2 separate regions of the Homo sapiens genome follow, and region 1 is linked to region 2. Evidence: read pairs that join two places in POLR2A ChIA-PET (ENCODE). Cell type or tissue: A673. All regions are shown on one strand. Each heading gives the region's core, and the rest is flanking DNA. Links, peaks and the distances in the headings are about the cores only. Region 1 overlaps GLI3 (GLI family zinc finger 3). Region 2 overlaps GLI3 (GLI family zinc finger 3).

What was found. ChIA-PET counts read pairs that join two places held together with the same protein. Peaks named below come from ENCODE experiments on the same cell type or tissue, not always from the same donor. Only the 100,000 strongest peaks of a DNase experiment are listed, where the experiment ranks them.
Region 1: POLR2A ChIA-PET joins it to region 2 with 11 read pairs; 2 of 35 experiments call an interaction of 5 or more read pairs at or near these places.

Annotation. Positions count from the first base shown.
Region 1 is chr7:42,105,342-42,110,717 of GRCh38, reverse strand. All of the region lies in intron 3 of GLI3 (GLI family zinc finger 3), which reads left to right. Among named protein-coding and RNA genes, the nearest start is that of GLI3, 130 kb to the left of the region's middle. In A673, for the core only: no CTCF peak of the experiment used is centred there; a DNase peak (open chromatin) is centred at 3,017; H3K4me3 peaks cover 757 bases; H3K27ac peaks cover 3,922 bases.
Region 2 is chr7:42,181,817-42,187,192 of GRCh38, reverse strand. All of the region lies in intron 2 of GLI3 (GLI family zinc finger 3), which reads left to right. Among named protein-coding and RNA genes, the nearest start is that of GLI3, 53 kb to the left of the region's middle. In A673, for the core only: a CTCF peak has its summit at 828; a DNase peak (open chromatin) is centred at 3,082; H3K27ac peaks cover 894 bases.

The DNA of each region.
Region 1 (5,376 bases), core at 78-5,077, 76 kb after region 2:
GTGCTCTACTTTAATTAAAAATAATATTTTGGAAATAACTTAAAAACAGCTTAAGATAATTGCAACACTGTGGTATTCACAAAACCAAGTGTTGGCTTCCTGTGTTTTGTAGATGCTGTGCAGGGCATGTGTTTTTGACCTCTGTTCTGAATTACCGGGTTTATTATGGCTTTCTCTTCACACCGTGGGCTTGTCCTTTCTTGGACTTACCATGGTTTTAAAGTAGGTGATTGTATGTGGAAATAACGAATGTCCACTTCCGTTGCCTGTGCTGCTGACACGGCCTCTTGAATGCCTAGCATGATGCAGACACATAATAGGCATCCAACCAATCAGTATCTGTTGAAGTTTGAATGAATGAATGAATGAAAATATGAATGAATGGAGATGCACCTTTATTTGGGTATCCTATGCTGGATTTTTAGAAAAGTTGGTTGTAAAAGGAATTTTTAAAATTGAATTCTACTATAAAACTGAAAATTAATTTATTTGTATGGAGATACTAACAATAAATTTTGGAAACATTTGAAGAAAGGAATAAGACAGAGGTTGGTTCCTCTGTCTTTTTGTTACACAGAATTTTTTGTGAGATTCTTCCACTTACTACCCCATTTTTTCTTGGCATTATCTGTGGCCGCCTTCAGGCATCAGTCATGATTCTTGCTGTTATAATAAAACAAAGCCTTATATAAGAAAGATATGCATATTCCTGACACTTAATTCCATTCACAGAAAAGTAATGCTTGGTTTTCTATAAAAAAAGTATCCTAAAGAGGTATAGCCAGCATCCGTAGCAAAGTAATCCATAACTTACTGTTTTCTTGGTCAGTGTTCCTTCCTGTCAGGCAAAGTTAAAATCTTTCTTTTGCAAGTGGAAAAGCCGACGTTCATAACTGCTGCTGATTGTGCCCATTTTAGAGCAGGATGTTTCCCTCTGCCAGGAAGATGTCCAGTTCCAGGGTATGGAATTTGTCTTTGTCAGTAGGCGTCTCTTCATCTTATTTGTTGATTCTTCATTGTTCTGAAACCTCTCGTCCCAGAGGTTAGCTTCAGTTCCGGGAAAACAAGGTTTTCCAAATAAAGTCCACTTCTGCTCTGCCGTGTTTCATTCGTTATTTTCACTGTCAGCTCAGAATGCTCAACTGGAAAATGCCAGTGCCCTGCTGGTTTTTCTGTAGTCCTCTCACTTTCTGATTGTGTGGCTTCAAGGGCAGGACATTATGCTCTCATTCATTACAGTCTCTAGGCCACTTTCCTCCCAAGGCTTTCTGGTGCATATCAGCCAAAACATCAGCAATATCTTATTATAGCCCATGGGGTTTGTGTGGGACTTAAATTTCCTGAGGTGCCAGACTTCCAGGAATTCTACTTTCCAAAACATGGGGTTGCCTGTCAGTGAAAGCAATGTCTTTCTTTATCCAGCTCTTGGCTGCCCTGTAGTGACTGTGATGAACCGCAGATTTGTTCATGGATGCTGGCAGTTAACTTAGTTTTGTAGGAGGGGTTGGATTAAAGCAAGGTGCCTTTATTTAGCTGGGAAAACAAAAGATTGTAGGGGGCCATGGTTAAATGTCTACCAGTACTTAAAGAGCTATCGCATAGAAAAGCAATTACACTTAATGTAGGTGGCGTCAGAATGCAGCGCTAAGATGCATTGATGGGCTGGGCAAAAGTTAGAGGGAGGCCAGTGTGGTGGGGTGGAGGGGACAGGATTTCTTGTGCATAGAGCAGTGTGAAAGGAGGGTGATGGCGTCAGACTTCCAGTTCTCAGAGACAGGGGTGGGAGGGTGTTTCAGGTTAGGCTGGATGACTGCTGGTGGAGGGTGGGATGGGGACGTCGTGCAAAGGATTCTTGCAAGGGATGGTTGCAATAGATAAATAGATAATTTAAAAAGATGCCTTCCAGCTCTGAAATCCCATGGTTTTATTATGCTAAGGTAAGCCATTTTAGGGCAGCTTCACTCTTTTCCTTTCCCTTTCTCTTTCTTTTTCCCTCTGTAATTGTGGAATCTATTTGTGTGTGTGGCTTATGCTAAAGAAGTCTTAATCATGTATTATTTCCTATCCTCTTACTTTGAAATGGTCAGACTTCTAGCTGAGTTGTGTTTGGGCACTGTAGAGGGAGGCAGGGTGTCTGTGTACAGTTGTGCTGGGTGTTTACTGCACAAAGGACAGAAATAAGGGGCTAAACTTGAACACATACTCTGCTCACCAAGCTACCCAGAGGAAGAGTCTATCTTTCCAGTTTGCGGAAAGCGCCATCAGCTCACCAAGCTGAGTGCCAGAGGGGCTAGGTCTCCCCAGAAGAGGCATAGTTTTCTAATCTGTTAGATTAGAGGTTTCTAGTCTAATCTGAAGATGCTGGTCATGACTCTAGAGGGAGGCATAACATATCATTTTTAATTTATCAGGATTGACAAAGTTAAGTCTAGACACATCTGTGAATTCCGTGGTGGGCTGTACAAACACAGTGCTAACTATTGCTACTAACGGTGCAAAGTTCCATTAAGCATCCACGTATTTCTGCGGACTCACCAAGCATTCAGGTCCTTGGAAGCATCTGGAGGATTTGCTCAAGTTTTCACTTTTCATCTGGATATTTGACATTGTGTGCACACAGCTCTGTGCATTCTCCTTCTAGCCCAGGAGATTCCTTTTGACTCTTCCATTCACCCTCAATCCTCAGGGGCAATAAATTTGGTTGAAAAGCAGTTGAGGATTTATGAATGTGAGGCACATAAAACCCCTTTGGATTCTCAGACTTACACTAAACAAACTTGTGAGTGTGCCAGTGAAGAGGAAAAAGTTTAAAAAATCCAGCACGCCACCGGCAAGGTTGGTTATTTTTTAAAACAACAACAACAGTAAACAAAATGGAAACAAAACACAGGTCGCGTTGCTGATAGCAGGCAGCAGTTCTTTGAGCAGGCGTGAAGAGATGCAGAGATTGCTGTGCATTTGTGAAGTGTCCCCAGAGACAGATTCCTTAAGCCTTTCTCCACCCTCTGGCCTTGTCACTGTTCCTCCCTCCTCTGGAATGTGGAGGAAATACTCCCCACCCATCCATTCACAAAAACCCTGGAAGAGAGCCACCTTCCCTCCACTTTTCTCATCTGCCAGCTCCTGCTCTGTTCTCTGGCCCCTCTGCATCGCCTGCCCTCAGTGCCATTCTCAGTCAGCAAGGGCAGAACTCTCGCTGTCCCCTGCCTTCAGTGTCAGCCCTGTGACTGTTGTCCTGCGACCTGTTTCTTATGCCCAAATACCCTCAGTCGCCTGAGTTGAATACACTCCGTGCTTCTGTGCAAGTTCATGAGTTGGTGCCATTTCTTTTTAGCTACCCTGATGCTTTTGTGTTTCTGTTTTTTGTTTGTTTGTTTGTTTGTTTTCCCTTTGAGACAGGGTCACTGTCGCCCAGGCTGGAGTGCAGCGGTGTGATCTCGGCTCACGCAGCCCCGACCTCCCGGGCTCAAGGGGTCCTTCCACTTCAGCCTCCTGAGTAGCTGGGACTACAGACTTGCACCTTCACACCTGGCTAATTATTTTATTTTATTTTATTTTATTTTGAGCAGAGACAGGGTCTTGCTGTGTTGCCCAGGCTGGTCTCAAACTCCTGGGCTCAAGCAGTTTGCCAGCCTCGGCCTCCCAAAATGCGAGGATTACAGGTGTGAGCCGCCACACCTGACACAATTTTGTGTTCCATTTCTCTCTTTGGAAATCTTCACAGTCTTTAATTACTACAAATCAGTAGTTCCCACATTGTTGGCAGTAAGAAATGGAAAAAATATCCGCCCTCCCCACCGCCCCCTCCCCTCCAAAAAAATACTGTGGGGCAGATACCAACATAGGGATACCAGATATTTGTCCAAATATGGGCATGGCAGGGCTGGGGTAAGTTGGGACACTGGAAAATAGCAAACAATTCCCAGAGCATTCTCTGCTGTCATTACCATTTCACAACACAAAGGCTGTTTTCACACCACGAAGTAGGAAGAACAGATTATTGAGCAGAGGACATTCTTTGAAAATGAGTAACTTTAGCTGTGTGAAACATTCATCACTTCAATCCTTCTTGTTCTCATTTTGTGTCTATTTATTCCATATAATTATAGATTTCCAACCAGTATGTAGAGGCCACTGCTGCAAATGATTCTAAAAGAAGGAGCTCTTCTGTCCAGCAGCAAAACAAATACAGAGCCCACCAGGGAGGCCCACCTTACCTGGGCAGGAAGCTACCAGATGCCTTGGCAGGAGCCCGTCCTTGCTCATGTGGCCATAAGATCTGTTGTGACTAGGGTTCCTATTGCAGCTGGAGGGACACAGAGATTAGGAGCACCTTGCAGCCTAGATTTCTGCAGGAGCAAGAGGGGTGGGCATTGGACCCTGAGGCCTTAGGCTGGGGACAGCACAGTTCTGAGGGCCAGGTGCTGAGTGGGTGTCTGTGAGCATGCTCAGCCTCTGGGCTGTGCTCTCAGAGGACGTGCAGATATCAGACATTTACAGTGAGCAGCATGGAAACTGCGGGCTGCATGAGGATGCCTGTTGGACGGTGAGGCCAGGCTGCCCAATTACGGAACATGCTGGAACTGCTGGGGAGATGGAGGCCAGAAAACACATGCTTCTTCCTGCTTGCCCGGCTGCTCCACCCCTGCCTCTTTTGGCTTTTATACTTTCCAGCCTGCTTGGCCAAAAACCAAATGCAAAAAGGATGAGAGAAACCTTTAGGGGCTAAAAGGAAGGTTCATCATTGAGGTATGTACTGAGAAATTTGATTTCCTGGTGGGGTGTCTGGGCCCCTTGGATAAGCGGATGTACCTCGGGCGTGACCTCACACCCCGCTCATTAAAATCAGTCTTATGTGACTGCAGACGTGGAGGTGCTTGTTTACGAGAGACAGAGCTGCCTCTTTGCTTGAGGAAAATTGATTTCCATTCAACAGATGTGTATGGAGAGCTGGTTCCCCCGAGGCTAGCACTGGACACACACAGTCTATTAAGGCCCAGCCCTAAGTGGGAGGATTCACACCTTGCAGATTCTGCTGTTTGCTTGATGAAGTGGAACTAAAGAATGCTGTTTTTAAATTCAGATGTACATTTCCTGAAAAGATTTTCTATCATCTGTGATTAACTTAAGTACATATTATCTTCTTTTTAAATCTTTCCCTGATTTTCTTTCTCCTTCCCCACGGCGTCATCCTATCTCCCCATCTCTCATTTTCCTCTTACTTCCTTTCGCTTCTCGCTTTTCTCTCTATGCCAGTGCATTTTCTTTTTCATGGAGTTTTGCTTTTATTTAGAGTAATTTTTATAAATATTTGAAACTAAATTTATGCTTCTCAGAAACAAGATTCTTTCTGAAAACATACTTTGGGTGATAAAG
Region 2 (5,376 bases), core at 286-5,285:
GTCACTCAGACTTGAGTGTAGTGGCATGATCGGGGCTTACTGTAGCCTCAACCTCCCAGGCTCAAGTGATCCTTCCACCTCAACCTCCCAAGTAGCTGGGACCACAGGCCTGTGCCAACGCACCCAGCTAATTAACTTTTTTTTTTTTTGAGACAGGTTCTCACTATATAGCTCAGTTTGGTTTCAATCTCCTGAGCTCAAGCAATCCTCCTGCCTCAGTCTTCCAATGTGCTGGGATTATAGGCATAGCCACAGCACCCAGCCATCATGATCATTTTTAATGCTATTTTGTCAGGTTTATTCTAGATGGCTCCAAAACATTTAAAAGCTCACTTTAGCCATTATTTTATTTAATCCCAAAATGTAGATATCATGAAAATGAGATGTGGTGGTTTATAAAAGTTGATCTGGTGTAGAACCAGAAGTCTGTTTGAACTAACTGAAAATTCAGGCATTTAGATCTAGGATATATTATTTTCAAAGATGATGTTTGTCTAGGTTTATTTAGGCAACTGGATTTGTTGTAAATGTTGTGGGCCTTCCAGTGACTAAGGCCTGAAAGACCCTGAATTTTGCGTTCCATAGTGCAGTTGCACTGATGGTCAGGGGTGTTGTCCCCAGGCAGGGCAGTTGTCATTCCGCTGCTGTTGCCTCTGGGTGCTCATGTGATTTTTCAGGTGTCTCATCTGTGCCTTCTTGTGAGCACATGATCTTGTTTTGAGACTCTCAAAAGGCCTTTCAAATACTTTTTTTCTTGCAAAATCAAGAACGTCATTATTCTTTCTGTGAGTCTCTCATGGGTACCTGCTATACGCCAGGCACGGTGCTGGCCACTAGGGGTGCTAACCAAGGCGGAGAGGGTGGATTTTAAGGAATTCCAACTAGGGTGAAACGCAGTACCTAAACATTCAGTTATAATACCATGCCAAGAATATTATGGTTGAGAGACTTTGAAAGTGCTCTGGGGAGCTGGAAGGAGGAATATGAAATTATTTGATTGGAGGAGGGTTGTCAGGGAAAGTTGTTGAGAGGAGCTGAGATTTTACTGTTTTTCGTTTTAGACACCAGCTTCTGCAGCATAAGCCCATGGTAAGTTCGCTATTTGGTTCTCATATGCTGAGCCACGTTTTAAGGCTGTGTTTTATACCTGGGATTGCTGACGATATGGTCTGGCTTATGTGATCATTTGCATAATGCATGGTGACAGTGAGGCTAAGTTCTTAGCTGCTGGTCCAAATAGGCCCAGTGTGTGCCAAGAGTTGCTGAAATGGCTGCCCTGGCCCAAAGAGGGAGCCTAGCACATGCCCCATGACTCCAGGGACAGGCTGAGGCTCTAAGCTCTGAGAGGCTGGTGTTTGTATAAATGGTCAACCCAGGAAAGTGAGTACACACTACTGCTGCCAGGGTGTGTGTGCGTGTGTTTCTTAGATCACAATCTTTCATCCTTGATACTAATAGCACCAGTTGCAGGCTGGAGAGACTCACTGGTTGTTCAAGAAGACAATGCACATATACTCTGTAGCAGCACATCTGTGGTGCATAGGAGTGCACAAGGGAAGCTGTAGCACATCTGGGCAGCTCCAAAATGTCACGAATAAAGCATCTGGATATTTGTACTTCCTGAGAGCTGCAAGACAGAAGCTAGAGCTCATCTGTAGTATCTGAGAATTGCCCAAGAAATGGCTCTGAGCATCCTGCCATAATTATAGGAAAAATGTGGCTTGAAGAGCGTGTGGATCATACTACTACTTGAAAGCATCTCAGCATGTTTTGTGAATCCCCTCTGAATGGATGCAGGAAAAAGATGCGGGAGAGCATGAGTGGGTGATAGGGAATAAGAAAGCAGCCTGGAGAAGGAAGCGGTCTTTTAGGTGGTCCCTGGACCTCTTCCCATGAGTTGGGAGAAAACACATGGCTAAATTACAGTGGATTTGAATATGTGTGGATTCTGATGGACTCAGGAAACATGCCCTGAAACCCCCACAGTAGGGTGAATTAAGAGCCCTGGGTGCCAGCTTTGTAAAAGCAGTCAGTCCAGGTAGAGGAGGGGACCCAGTAGCACAGGACAGGAAGACACCAAACTGTGTAGATCTCCTCAGCCTGCCTGCCTGCATGCCCAGGTGGGATGGGAGCCAGTGTTCACCTTAACAGGCATCATGTGTGTTGCAGGTTGCATTTCCCAGGAGGCAGACTCTGAGATAGAGTTTTGTGTGCAGGATGTTTATTAGGGAATGCCCTCAAGACAGGCATCTGGGGAAGAGAGGGGAGGAGCAGGAAGGAGTACAGGGAGATGTCAGGATGCAACGAAGGTGCCATGCCAGCCTCAGCTGACCCCACAGGGGTCCAGTGGGGAGTAAGAGTTGTCCCAAGTCGTACTGAGACGGCTGGGCCTTCACACCTTCACACAAATTAGTTATTGATCTAATAATTCCTGGGGGTGAGGGCTGCCCCAGGAATGAGTGTCCCTCTGCTCAAAGCAGCTCTCTGTGGCACAGGCAATCCTTGCATGGGCTGAGCGCTAAAGGGTGTCTGTGTCTCTGGGTTGGGCATCATGATGTCACCATAACATATATTACATGGCTTCATTCATTCATTCATTAAAACAATTCACATTTATTGTGCTTTTCCTAAAATCAGTCACTGTTCTAGGCCCTGAAGGGAGTGTTGAAGGAAACAGATATGGTGTTCCTTCACTGTAGGAAGAGCAGGCCCGCCTTCTAGTCAGGAGACAGTCGGTAAACAAGGCAGTGAACATGAAGGTACCAGGTGGAATGGGTGCTCTGATGATCATAAATGGGCTGATGAGATAGCTGGTGATTGAGGGACCCTGAGACACCTGAAGGTGCAGCCACAGGGAGATCTGCGGCAGGGGCCTTGCAGGTCAGGGAACGGCAGCGCAGAGCCCTGGGGCAGACCTAGGCATGGTGTGTTTCACAACAGAAACAGAGACTGGCCAGAGCAGAGACGAGGGGAAGGAGATGAGGCTGAGGCAGGAATTTTAGTTTTATTCTAAGCATGACGGGAGGTAGAGCAGAGGGGAGCGTTCTAGAGAGGGCACCTCCTAGAGAGTGCTTAGCATGTGCTCATCCCATTCTGAGTGTTTTGCATGAGTGACGCATCTAATCCTCGGTAATCCTATCAAGTGGCTACTGTCATTATCCCTCCCCATTTTACAGAAGAGGGAACTGAGGCAGAGACATGCCTAAGGCCCATGGCCAGTGTCGGAGCTGGGGACCCAACCTGAGGAGGCCAGGCTTACATTTCTGGCTCCCGATTTCCATGCTGTGGTCATTGTTTTGAAAAGGTGGCCTGGTCAACATGTGGGGCAGGAGGAGAGCTAGGAGGTCATTTAGGAGGCTACTGCAGCTTGGCTGAGTCCGGGTGAGAGGGGGTGACGGTCCAGCTCTGAAGAGGGAGGGAAGTGGATGGACTCAGCCTATGTTGTGGAGAGAGGAATCCAAGATGACTCATCGTTTTTTGACTTGAGCAAATATAAAACATAAATATAGATATAATATAGGACATCTTACTTGTTCTTTATTTGACGGCGGTGTAGGGATTGGGAAGTCTTCAGGCTGTCACAGGTCCTTCAGTGACCTGGAAAGAAAACTAAACTCACTTCCTGTAAGGGGCATGGATTTCTGACTAGGAACCCCTTCCTATCTGCTGTCCCCAGAAATTGTCCACTTTTCAAAGCTTGATTGTCCTGGGCCCTTGCTATGGCCCTGGCTGGGGTAAGATAAGGTAATGACGAGGTGCCTCAGGCCCCTTCCTGATTTGCCCCCCACCCAAATAACAGCCTGGCACATGAAAGTTCATCAGCATTTAGCCTGTTGCCACCTGTCCTTGTGCTGTTTGCTTGCACCTGGTGAAAAGCAAATATGGAGGTTGGCATCACCAATATGATAGTGTTTATACCCTGAAAGGATGAGAACGTCAATATTAACAGTGATTTTTTTTTAATTTTTTGAGACAGAGTCTCATTCTGTCACCCAGGCTGGAGTGCCATGGCGCAATCTCGGCTCACTGCAACCTCTGCCTCCTGGGTTCAAGCGATTCTCATGCCTCAGCCTCCTGAGTAGCTGGGACTACAGGTGTGCGCCACCATGCCAGGCTTATTTTTTTGTTATTTTTAGTAGAGACGGGGTTTCACCACGTTGACCAGACTGGTCTTGAACTCCTGGCCTCAAGTGATCTGCCCACCTAGGCCTCCCAGAGTACTGGGATTACAGATGTGAACCACCATGCCCAGCTAATTTTTTTGTGTATTTTTAGTAGAGACAGGGTTTCGCCATGTTGGCCAGGCCATTCTTGAACTCCTGGCCTCAAACGATCTGCGCACTTTGCCCACTTCGGCCTCTCAAAGTGCTGGGATTACAGGCATGAGCCATCACGCCTGGCCAAAAGCAATTTGTTTGGGACTCTTGTTTGCCAAAAAAATTCCTCTGTGTGTGTGTGTGTGTGTGTGTGTGTGTATTTATATGTGTGTATATATATATACACACATGTGTATATATATATATATATATATATATATATATATATATACACACACATATACATATGCATATAAAAATGTGTTTTTTTAATACTATGTGAGGCCTTGTCTTCCATTGAATATTGGAAAGTTGGTAATAAGCTTAGCTGGTCAGAAGTGAAATGTGAGGTCCTTTGGCGAAAAAGTTTAAGGAGAAACTTCGGCTCTTTGGGTAAAGAGCATGCGTTTACAGGGATTATTATTATTATTTTTTTAATTTTAAAGCAAGGATATAAAGCAGGGTCTTTGGTACTATTTGGAGAATTTAGACAGAAAAGAAGAAAGGAAAAGTAGTACCTGTTTACATTTTCATTTCCATTTTTTCCCCTAAAGCTGTCCTGCGCAACATGGTAGCCACTCACCGTATTTGACTACTTATATTTAAATTTATGTAAATTAAAATGGAATAAAATTAAATATTCAGCCCTAGTCATACTGGCCGTATTTGAAGTGCTCACCGGCCACGGGTCTACTGGCTGCCTTGCCAAACGGAGCACCTGTGGAACACGCCATCAACACAGAAAGTGCTATTGGACAGTGCTGCTCATAGCCTTAGAATCCAAGAGATTCCTGGACTCTTGGAGGCCCGTTGTAAATCGTAGGGCCCCAGGAACCTAGGAGAGAAAGAGTTCTTACAGACAAACTTACAGATGACCCTAAACATGAAACAACAACAGTAACAAAGCTAGCTCATCTACAAGGACCACTCTGAAGTCCTGTAATCTGAAGATGGAAGTCTCATTTTACTGGCCCAGGCAACTAGTTCCTGGAAAGTTCGGTACATGGATGATTTTTCTAGCTAGTTAGTGCTTGATGTTATTTACCAAGATGTATGAGAC